2 separate regions of the Mus musculus genome follow, and region 2 is linked to region 1. A link is a loop called in an ENCODE intact Hi-C map of the cell type or tissue named here. Cell type or tissue: left cerebral cortex. All regions are shown on one strand. Links, peaks and the distances in the headings refer to the core of each region. The heading gives the core; the rest is flanking DNA.

The links. Hi-C counts contacts between places; a loop is a spot of excess contacts. Peaks named below come from ENCODE experiments on the same cell type or tissue, not always from the same donor. Only the 100,000 strongest peaks of a DNase experiment are listed, where the experiment ranks them.
Region 2: a loop joins it to region 1, with 5 times the contacts of the local background. A loop is called at or near these places in 3 of 42 quality-filtered maps.

Annotation. Positions count from the first base shown.
Region 1 is chr7:49,073,095-49,078,475 of GRCm38, forward strand. It overlaps Gm32849 (a long non-coding RNA gene), which reads left to right. Exons shown (of 2, transcript XR_391458.3): 1 at 1-5,381. It also overlaps a transcript of Nav2 not described here. Among named protein-coding and RNA genes, the nearest start is that of Gm32849, 35 kb to the left of the region's middle. In left cerebral cortex, for the core only: no CTCF peak of the experiment used is centred there; DNase peaks (open chromatin) are centred at 2,623 and 3,311.
Region 2 is chr7:48,998,159-49,003,539 of GRCm38, forward strand. It overlaps a transcript of Nav2 not described here. Among named protein-coding and RNA genes, the nearest start is that of Gm32849, 40 kb to the right of the region's middle. In left cerebral cortex, for the core only: no CTCF peak of the experiment used is centred there; DNase peaks (open chromatin) are centred at 627, 2,889 and 5,154; H3K27ac peaks cover 1,664 bases.

The DNA of each region.
Region 1 (5,381 bases), core at 211-5,210:
CCAGCTCTTGATCACTGGGAGTCTCAATGCAAGGCCACAGGGAAGAGTGTGCCAAGAGGGAGCTAGGTTATCAGAAGCAAAGGCAAAGAGTCTGAGTACTTGCCAAGTACTCAACCCCAAAGACTCAGTTTACATTCACTAAGCCTGTCTAAGTCAACCCCCCCACCCCCCCACCCCCCCCCACCCCCCGCCTGGAGCGCCACAGGCCTCTGTGGGCTGAGTTTCATACCCCTTGCTGAAGTACAACCTTTTCTCCTTCTTAAGTTTTTTCGTGGAGGTCTCTGTAAACTTAACCATTAGCCGCTTCACCAAGGAAAGCTGGTTTTATCTGTGTTTGTGTTTTTCCTTGTCTCACCGAGATAGTTCATCTAAACCTGGGTTCACTCAAGACTTCCCTGCTCGTGTTTAGATATGTCACTTCATCTCTCTGTGTCTCAGATCACCCGCCTGTGAGACATAGATGTCACAACCACCTTTCCCATTGCTGGGAAACACAGACTGGGCCCGTTCCAGTAGGCCAGCCTAAAACATAGAGGGGAGCCTGAACTTGAGCTGTTTGAAACTGAGTTTCTGCGCCTCTCTGTGCTTCCCACCCTATCCAAGGACAGTGCTAAGTGAGTTGACTTCTTTGATGTAGGATGCAGCCCTGGGTTTGCACCCAGTGGGTGCTCTATAAATGCTCCATGCAGCCTCAGTATACAGAAAGTATTCAAGATGGTTGTTCTCCCTCCCTGTATCCAAGCTTCTGTCTCCCCACAGAGACTGGAGGCATCAGAACCTAATGGAGAAAGTGTCCTCCTCCCTGGGCTCATGGGAGCCTCTGTGAGGTGTTCTGATGAGTGTTCTAACCCATGCATTTTCACAAGCCTCTGACTCCGCAAGAAAGCTTCCTGCCTTGATGGTTTGCCTGGGCTTTCCAATGGTTAGAAAGCCTTGGCCCCAGACTCAGAGAGCTGTGCTTGCAGCCATCATGAATCACAGGGGGGTGTTGCATGTATTTTTCACAGCAAAAGGTGAGCCTCTCACCTGCACTTGGGACCTGATTCTCTTCCACAATACTTTGGCTAGTCCACTGTGTTCTAGCACACCAAGCATCATTTGGGGGACAGTCCTCCAAAGACACCTTCTGCTCAGTGCGGTGCCAAACCTGCAGATCTATGAGTTGGAAGCATTGAACATCACCTGGGCTGGGGTCAGCAGACTCTACATTAAAAGGGTACCAGAGTTCTAAGTAGCATGTTCTGAGCTAGACATGATCCATGCTCACCAGAGGCTATGGAATCCTCATGGGGTCATACTTCAGAGCTTAGCTCAGACACTGCCTAGTGGCTCAAGGTTTTCCAGGCCAAACACACACACACACACACACATACACACACACACACACACACACCTCCACTTACTCATCTGGTGGCTCCTACAGAGAAAAGTACAGCTGTACCCAGCTCCCTTGTCCTGTCCACACACAGTCCCACTCGTGTGGTTAAATCACCCTTCTCCCTATGTTTCCTCTCTATCAGAATGAGGAAGTTTTCTCCAAAAGTGGGAGCCTTTGTCTTGAACCCTGTTTTCTGGCTTGATTTCCTGAACAATTTCTCCATATTGTGGTGTCTTTCTCTATATAGAGAATGATTAGGCTGAGCTGAGAAAATTAGATGCAATTGCAAAACTAGACACATGAGCAACAGACATGCCACAGGATGATAACCACCTCCTCCCCGTCCCCACCTTCCTGGTGAGCAAAGAAAACAATGGAGACCCCTTCATTTATTCAACCAGCTCACCCTGTTCATATCTCTTCATATCTCCACCCTGCTGCCTGTGCGTTGCCTCACTCGGATGCTGCTGGAGCAAGCCATGCCTTTGCTCTCAGCAAGCTCAGAATCCTGGTCCAGCCAATGGAACTGCGGGGATACTCAGGGTTTCATCCCTTAGGTGACATCTGCATTATTGAAACAGCTTTCCCTAAGGTCTGCCCTCCCTCGAAGTGAGGTGCCACCTTTAAACCATTGGTTTAATCTCTCGTCATGCTCAAGTATGATTTATTGAAAGGAATCCACAGTCAATGTCTGCCTGCTGCTCATCCCTTTCATGTGAACTGCACAGTCAGCCTACTGCCAGGCTCTTGCCTCCTCTGGATCTCTTAGGGGGCAGAGCCTGCACCCTGGGCAGCCTCAGCTGTTTTGGCATCTGGGGAGGGTACTGCCTGCAGGAGTGCTAACCTCATGTAATTGGCCAGAAGAGTGAGCAGCTAATGACATGGAACCCTGCAAAGGTAAGTAAAAGGCCGGGAATCCACGGCTGAGGCGAAGCAGAGGCTTCAGTAATGAAGATGAAGAGGCCTAGGAGGTGCGAGCCAGTTGTTGCCGGCATTGTTTAAAGGAGCTAGTTAGTGTCGTCAACTGTAATGACCTCATGCCAGGGCAAAGGTCAGAAGGCATGGGCAGTTGGTGCATATGATAGATGGTGACACAGAGGTTTCATGAATCATTTCTAAGATGTGAGCTCTGCTTGGCACACTGGAGACCTGGCACATGTAAGCACTGGGGGAATCAGAGAATAGAGGCAATCTGGAGCTGCAGAATGCACAGAGTTCTAGTGTTAGATAGATGGAGCTTGGCGTCTTGAGACCAGGCATGCACGCAGCTGAGCCCTGCCGAGCCTTGGCTCTCCCATACGTTTGAGAGGGCTGAGCACTGGCTCACCACTAGCAGACAGTTACTTTGTGGAGTGAATGCCCAGTAATGCTGTCTGGTGTCTCCTCAGTACCAAGCCAAGTCTGGCCCATTGGAGGAGAACAGCCCATAAGCACTTCTGCCCATAAGCATTCATGGCAGACATTCTGTGTAAGGCGGTTCCTGCATAAGGTGGGGGACGGTTAGCTCCTCGTCCCTTGGATAAGATCCAGGTATTGTGTAGGTGCTTACCAAATCTCCAATGAAGATGCCCTGGTTTCTTCCAATTTGTTTTTCTGTATTAGATTAGCTGCCTCAATAACCCCATTCTACACATGCACATGCGCACACGCACACACACACAAAGCATACACGCATGCATGCAAGCATGCTCACACACAGCACCTACATTCACAAATACATATTTGTGTACACGCTCACAAGCACCCACACTCTCACTCACCCATTCTCACTGTCTGCACCTTTACTCATTGCTTTGCGTGTACTTCCACCAAAGAGTCACTTAGCAGAGGGACATTGTTTTCCCCAGCGTCTTAGGTGTCTTAAGAGACATGACTCACACGAGAGACTTTGCACATTCCTACTCATCTCACGGCTGCTGCCCACAGCCATGAGAAAATGCCATTCTAGTGTGGCAGACAAAGAGATGAGAGGCCAGCCGAGGAGAATCAGCCACCTGTCTGTCTTCTTCCCACTGGTCGTGAGTGAGCAGAGCCCCTGTGAGCTCCACCCAGCCAAGCCTATCCTAATTGCATAGTTACAGGTGCACGAGCCAAAGAATTGCTTGCCGCTGTCAGCTGCAAGCTTCAGGGCAGTTTGTCCTGTGGGATTATTACGACAACAAACCACTGACATCACCAGCTGCAATTACCATCTGGGATGAAGCTTGAAAAGTGGCCTGAGACGTGACAAAGCGCTTTTCTTCATCGAGGCTGTTCTTCTCCCTTTGGATCGCATAGAGTACATGTGAAGTGTGTGTGTGTGTGTGTGTGTGTGTGTGTGTGTGTGTGTGTGTGTGTATGTGCGTGTTGGGATCAAGCAGGCACCAACTGCTTCAATGATAGCTAAAAATCATGACCTGGGACTGGAGAGAGAGAGCTCAATCAATAAGGCGGTTGCTACATGAGCATGATTCCCAGCACCCATGTCAAAAGCCCGGAGCAAGTGGCATGTACCTGTCTTCCAAATGCGGAGGAGGCAAAGACAGGGGGAGTTCTGGGGCTCTGTGACAAGCTGGTTTTGCTGAATCAGCAACCTCTGAGTTCAGGAAGAAACTCCTGTCTCAAAAAATAAGGTGAAGTGGGATAGAGGACAAGTAATGTGGATTTCTGGCCTCCATGTTTACATGCGCACGCGCACACACACACACACACACACACACACACACACACACACACACAGGTGGACAGACACACAGACAGACAGACACACAGACAGACACACAGACAGACAGACAAACAGACATGCAGACTTGTGACTGTGACCTGAAAAGTCCCAGTCGCCCTTGGTGTCCTCCTGTGCAGTTTGCCACCTGTGACAGTTCTACCCACATTGCATGCTGGGATTTACTGAAAGCTGCTGCCAGTTGGTCTGACCCCCTCTGGTTGTCCTGGTGAGGTGGTTCACAGATGGTAAGGGCAGACAAGACATACTCATTTTCTGTCCTGCTACTAGAAATTGTCACAGACTTGGAGCTTCAAATGACCTAAGAGGCACTGTGGGGACGCATGGATCAGATGGGGATTCCGGGCTGAAATCGGGATGTAAGGACTGAGGCTTCTCTCTCTGGAGTCCATGGGACATCTTCAGCTTCTATGGGTTGCCCACCTGCTTCAAGCCATGACCCTGCTGCGGTCTTAATAATTGTGCCCCCTTCCCTTAATTCATATATGGATGCCTAATACCCAGTGTGGTGGATTTAACAGGTTATGAGTATGCCATGAGTGACCCCCATCATGAATGAGGTCAGTAACCTTATAAAGAATCTGCAGAAAACTCCTCTGTCCCTTCCACTAATGTAAATGAGTCATGCAGGCACCATCTCTGAAGGGGTTACAAGTCCTCTGGACTCCCCAACCTCCAGAATAGTAAGCAATGAATTCTGTTGTCTACAGATTCCCCGGTCTAAGGCATCTTGTCACGAAGACAAAAAAAAAAAAAAAAAAAAAAAGCTTCCTTCTTTCATCTTCAAAGCTAGCAAAGTGGCATCTCTCTGAATATTCTCCCAGCTCTCTGCCAACTGCAATCTGCAAACATTCTGAGTGTGTGTATATATATGTGCATTTGCACATATATGTGTATAAGTGTGCGTGTATATGTGTGTACATGTGTGGTATAAGTGTTCATGCACATAGGTGTGTGCATATATATATGCACATGTGTATGAGGGCGCATGTGTGCATGTGTATATGTATGTATGTGTGTGGGCACGTGTGTATATATTCTTGTTCATTGCTCATGTATATGCTTTATCACATACATGGAAGTCAAAGATCAACCTTGTATGTGGTTCTTCTTACTTGGGGCTTTTTGTGACTGGCCTATAATTTACCAAGTAGACTAGATTAGCCCCAAAGATCCATTTGTGTTGGTCTTCCCCCCCTTCCACAATCTGCTGGGATTACAAGCATACATCGCCACGCCCAGCATTTTTATATGTGGGTTCTGGGGATCAGACTCAAGTCC
Region 2 (5,381 bases), core at 263-5,262, 75 kb before region 1:
GAGCCTCGATCTAAAGTAGCTTACCATGCTGAAGTGTTGGGTGGAACCATCTCAGACGCAGGGACCATGGTCTCTCTGACTCCAGGCTAGGGTTGTTGATAGGTGAGCCTGAATTTGTCTTCAAGCTTGCTAAAAAGACACTTTTGAGAGAATCAGTGAGTCACGGTCTAGGAGAGGATATTTACAGTGTACACATATGGCAAAGTATTCAAATCCAGACGATGTCAAGACTTCCTACTCATCTACGTGGAGCAGAAAGGGACCTTCTCGCTCAAGCAGAGCCTGCCTGGGGGTAATGTGTGAGCTTTGAGGAAGCTGCCCAGGCTCTGAAGCTGTCTGGCCAGCCTGGAAGGGGTGGTAGGGGGTCAAGCTTTGGGCCCAGAGCATCCCTGAGACAATCAGGACAAGACAGAGGCCTTTCTCATCAGCACGCCCAGTTCAGTATAATAACTGTGAAGTGATTGATTTTCTCGAAATCTTCCTCTTTACTGTAATTTGATTTAAATGGCGTTCCTTAATTTTCAAGCCTAATTTAAGAGTTCTATTTATAGATAAAAAAAATAGCTCAGTGGAGAGGAAATCTCTGCACTCAGTTCCTTTCCATGAACTCTGGGTGTCTGGGTTTCTAGCCGCTGACTTCCTCATGCGTCTCCAGCTCGGGGGTGCACGGCCCTGGAGCTCTGTAGAAATGCAGCTGACTTCCTCATGCGTCTCCAGCTCGGGGGTGCACGGCCCTGGAGCTCTGTAGAAATGCAGGGTTCCATTTTTCTAAACTTCCTGTAAGACCATGTCACAGAAAGATTCTAGTAGAAGATGGGTGTAGATTAGGGGCGGAGAGGAAGTGTGGGAGGGCAGAGGGTGTCAATGATGGGTTTAAGGGGGGCAACTTGGAGAATTATGTGTAATGACAGACTAGCTTGTCAGGTGCTTACATAGAAATAGTAGTGGGGGAGTATGAGATTGTATCCCATCCTAGATATCATTCTTAAATTCACAGTGGCCATTTATGAAATGCCTACTATGTGCCATAGACATTCCATACATTTGGGTTTTTTTTTTTTTTACAATTCCTTCAGGAACCTGACAAGGTGGGCAGCACTATTCCCTTTTACAGGCAAGGACACAGAAGGTGTCCAACCCAAGCCCAAGGCCATAAAAGCTAACATTGGAATCTAGGCTGTTCATCCAGGAACTTCTGTGAACAAACAGACAGACAGAGGGTGAGCAGAGACTGGCCTGCTCTGCATGCAGTCTGGAAGCAGTCAGTCTGCCAGACAGTCAATTAGAGCGATGTTTGATAAATAGTTCCGATGCCCAAGGCAGGGCTCTGAGCTCTGGGAGGTAGAGGTTGCTATGGTAGGATCTGCAGATGTAGGGAGCTAGGCAACAAGCACAGTGCTTGCTCCTAGTCTTCTAGGCTGAGTACCTCCTCCGAGTCCCAGGGTCCTCACATCAAAGATGCGTCTCTCAAAATGGGCACATGAACTACTCACCGCGTCTGAGTGGCACAGTGTAGCGCCCAGTGACCATTCAAGATGGTTTCAGCTACCCTGTGTGTTTTGTGTGTCCATATGAAATTTAAGATTACTTGTTCCAATCCATGTGAAGAATTGTGTTGGGAGTTTTGATAAGGAGTGCACTGAATCTGGAGATGGCTTCTGGTAGGGTGGCCATTTTCATGGTACTAGTCCTAACCCGAGAGCGTGGGAGATCTTTTCCAATGTCTTTCTCCAAGAGCTTAAAGTTTTCATTGTTCCAGTCTTTCACTTCCTTTGTTAGCTTTATTCTAAGATATTTAAATGTTTTCAAGGCCATTGTGTGATAGTCCCTACATTTCACAGGATTTGCTGTGACTGGGGCCTTTGTTCTCCAGGACTCTTTAGGTTCTGCCTCCTTTCAGGCCCCTCCGCCATTCTGAGCCAACACTGCTGCATCTCTGGTCTCAGCTCTCCACTGTGACTGCCCCCCTCAGAAGACACACCTCCCAGACTCACCTACTAGAGCTGCAATGGCGGCCTGTTCACCTTTCCCTGGTGTTTCTCCTCTGTCATCCTCACAGATGCCCTCATCCCCATATTTGAGCGTATCCTTCTGTGAATCCAGATAATCTGAGTCTCAAAGAGGTCAGCTGTTTTAAACCTTATTGCTGATGTCAGGAGCAGTCCTATCAGGGCTAGCAAGATGGCTCAATGGGTAACCCTGACCATCAGAGTTCAATCCCCCCCAAAAACACAGTGGAGAAAAAGAACTGACCCCCAAAAATTGTCCTTTGACTTCTACACTTGTGTGCCCACACATTAAATACAATAAATGAGTGGATTTTGTTTGTTGTTTGTTTGTTTGTTTGTTTGCTTTTAGAATTAATGCTCTAAGGCTCTTCAGGCTGAAGCAGGAGGATTATGAGCTAGAGGCCAGCCTGAACTACACAGGGAGATGCTGCCTCAAAAAAACCAAAGAGAAGGGTTGTTGTTGTTGTTGTTTTATGGTTCACTTTATATCCCAGGCATTACCCCCTTGCCTGAAGTATAGCTAGCAAAGATTTTTCTCCCACTCTGTAGCCTTCATTTAAAACAAAGAACCTTGCATCTGGGCCCCTGGGATGGGCAAAGCATTCACTGTGGATGTAAAGCAACAGAAGCAGAAACAGTGGGATGCGATTATGGATTTGGGTGTTGTAAATGGCATCCCAGTAAGAAAGTAATGGACATTTTAACACCTATCTGTGGGTGGCAGGGCAGAGGGAAGGGGAGGCAGAAGGAGTGGGGGATTCTAGTCTGTGTTTCGTAACAAACTTTAGAGTTAAATCTCAACTATTCATGACTTCTCTTTTTCAGTTTGCTTCCCTCAGTGCTTCTAGGATACCACGTGGCAAGCCTGGAGCCCAGTGCTATGTAGGCAGATGATGCTGTTGTTGCTTCTGGTGTTCCCACCATTCTCCATGGTTCTCCATCCCCAGATGGTCTGTTTCTTGCTATGAGTTTATTTTAATGTTGCTCTCCTTGAGAACATGATATTTAAATGAAGCTAAAAATAAGTACTGGGCACAGATAATCACGAAGGCAGGAATATATTAAACTCTTGATCAGAATGTCAGGGGGTGGAGTTTGCTTTTGTGTTTCCTAACTGGGGGGTTAGACCGCTGGTCTGCACACAAACCTCTGCTTCTGAGGTGCCGGATGAGGCTGGGAAGGTAGTGTGGGGTGGTGGGCATGAGCATAACCTTGCCAGCTGGGTTTGAGTCTTAGGTGGTACCTCTGTAAGCTGTGAGAAAGGTCACTTGGTCTTCTTAGAGACCATGTAAGGCCCAGCATTCTCATCTGAAAAGTGGTAACCTGTGTAATGAACCAACCCAGAGACTTAGGGCAGCCACGTTGTCTTGCTTGCAGCCCCATGTTCTAGGCAGTTCAGCAGGTGTGTCCCCGTCTCCCTGGCACCACTGAGACAACTTGAAGCTTGACTCTTCAGGACAGCCACTCCCTCCTTCTCATTTCTGTGACTTTCTTACTGGGATGCCATTGGAAGCACCCCAGTTTGGATTCAAGTTCCCCATTTCCGCTACTTACAAGTGAACACTGTGTATGTGCCCCCATGCCAGTCACAAGAATCAAAACTACCCAACCTCCCTTGAGATGCAGAATATCCAGACCCACAGGGTGTGGCGAGGGTTAACTCCAGGCTGGGTGAGGTCACCTGTGAGGGCCTTTCCAGCCATTTCATCTTCTTACCAATGAGCATAGAAAGCTGACCCACGTAAAAGTGAGACAAGTTACAATCTACTTTGCCACCCTCCCTCCCTCCCTCCTTCCCTCCCTCCCTCCCTCCCTCCCTTCCTCCCTCCCTTTTCTTTTTCACACTGGGGATCGAGTCCAGGGCTTTTCACATGCAAGACAAGCATCTACCACTGAGATCACCCCAGCCTAGGATCTGCCTTTATAGAGGAGTGGTGGTGCATAACCAGCTGCCATATTTAAAGCAGCCCATACTCCAGCGTGATCTTGAACTTAAAAGCAGACACCGTGCCTGGCATGGGTGTAAACCTGCAGCCTTTTGAGTATTTTAGGTTAGATTTCTGTTCTGCAGTAGCCATGAGAGGTCCCTTGTAAGCTGCAGGGACCCCCCCATCCCCCATGCTTAGGGGCCTTTCCATGATCTTCCCGGACTCTAGCAAGTGGCATTGCCAGTATCACCTGCACACAGCTGCATGTGAGATATCCCAGGCACTGATATCGAGAAGTGGAATGTCCTGACTGCTGCAGCATGGTGCATCCTGCTTTCTCTTGGAAAGATGGCTCTAGGCTCTTTGTATGGGGGCTGGGATAGTTTGTTTACTTCTCACTTAAACTTATTTTGAGCTGATACTGGGGAACATGTGATGGTGACACATGTGTACGCTGTGTAATATTTAAATAAAGTTAAAGACACCTCTGAGCATCAAGGCTTCTCATTTCTTCATGCCAAAAGCTTCCTGAGCCCTTCTCTCTGGCTTTTGGAAGAGCTCAGCCACCTCCACACATCAGCCTTACACCCTGCCACACTGGAGCACTCCTGACCTTCTTGCTGTATCTGGCTCTAACCCAGTGCCCAGTGAGTTTCCACTCCCCAGTCTTCTCATGGAATAGGAGGACATTTTGCTACATCTTGGGCACCTAGTTTCAGGGATCACACAGTAGAAATAAGAACTTTGTTTTCCTTGAGTCATTATCCTGAGGTCTTGAATAAAGGTGTGCTCTACCCTGAGGGTCGCAGCCCCCTGGGCCCTGTCGAGCGTGCTCCGGAGGAGGAAGAGCAAGTTCCTACAGACCCCTGGCTTGCTTTGGAACCCTCTGTCCTGCACTTTAGCGGTTATCTATATTGGGCTCATCTGTAGCTTTAAGACCCTCCCCACTCCCTGTGCTGTGCCCCATTGATTTAGAGGGAAGGTGTGTATCTCTTTGTCTGTTTACAGGGCTTGTAAAATATGAGCTGTGTTTGCACTATGAAATTATATATGTGTCAATAAAATATAAAAAATCTGACAAAATGTGTTTTAATTTTGCAGTGGAGATCATAGCAGCTGTCACATTAAAATTTATTCCTCCTCTTTGAAGGGGGGAAAAAAAAGAAGCGCCTTCTGCAGACAAAACACTGGGGAAGAAGACAGTGTAATTGGGCCACACCCCCAGGCTGTTTAATCTGGATTCTCTTTCCCTTTTTGCTGCCTTCTCTGGCTGGTTATTTCTTTTCCCAGTAGCAATTTACTTGCTTTAAATATGAGACATACTGGATCGCAGGTCCTCTGGTTCCAAGTTATTAGTTGTTTTAAAAAGAGAGTTTATAATTAAAACAGTTTTCTTCTTTTTAAGTTGGACTGTAAACCTGGAACACTTTCTGGCTGAATATGT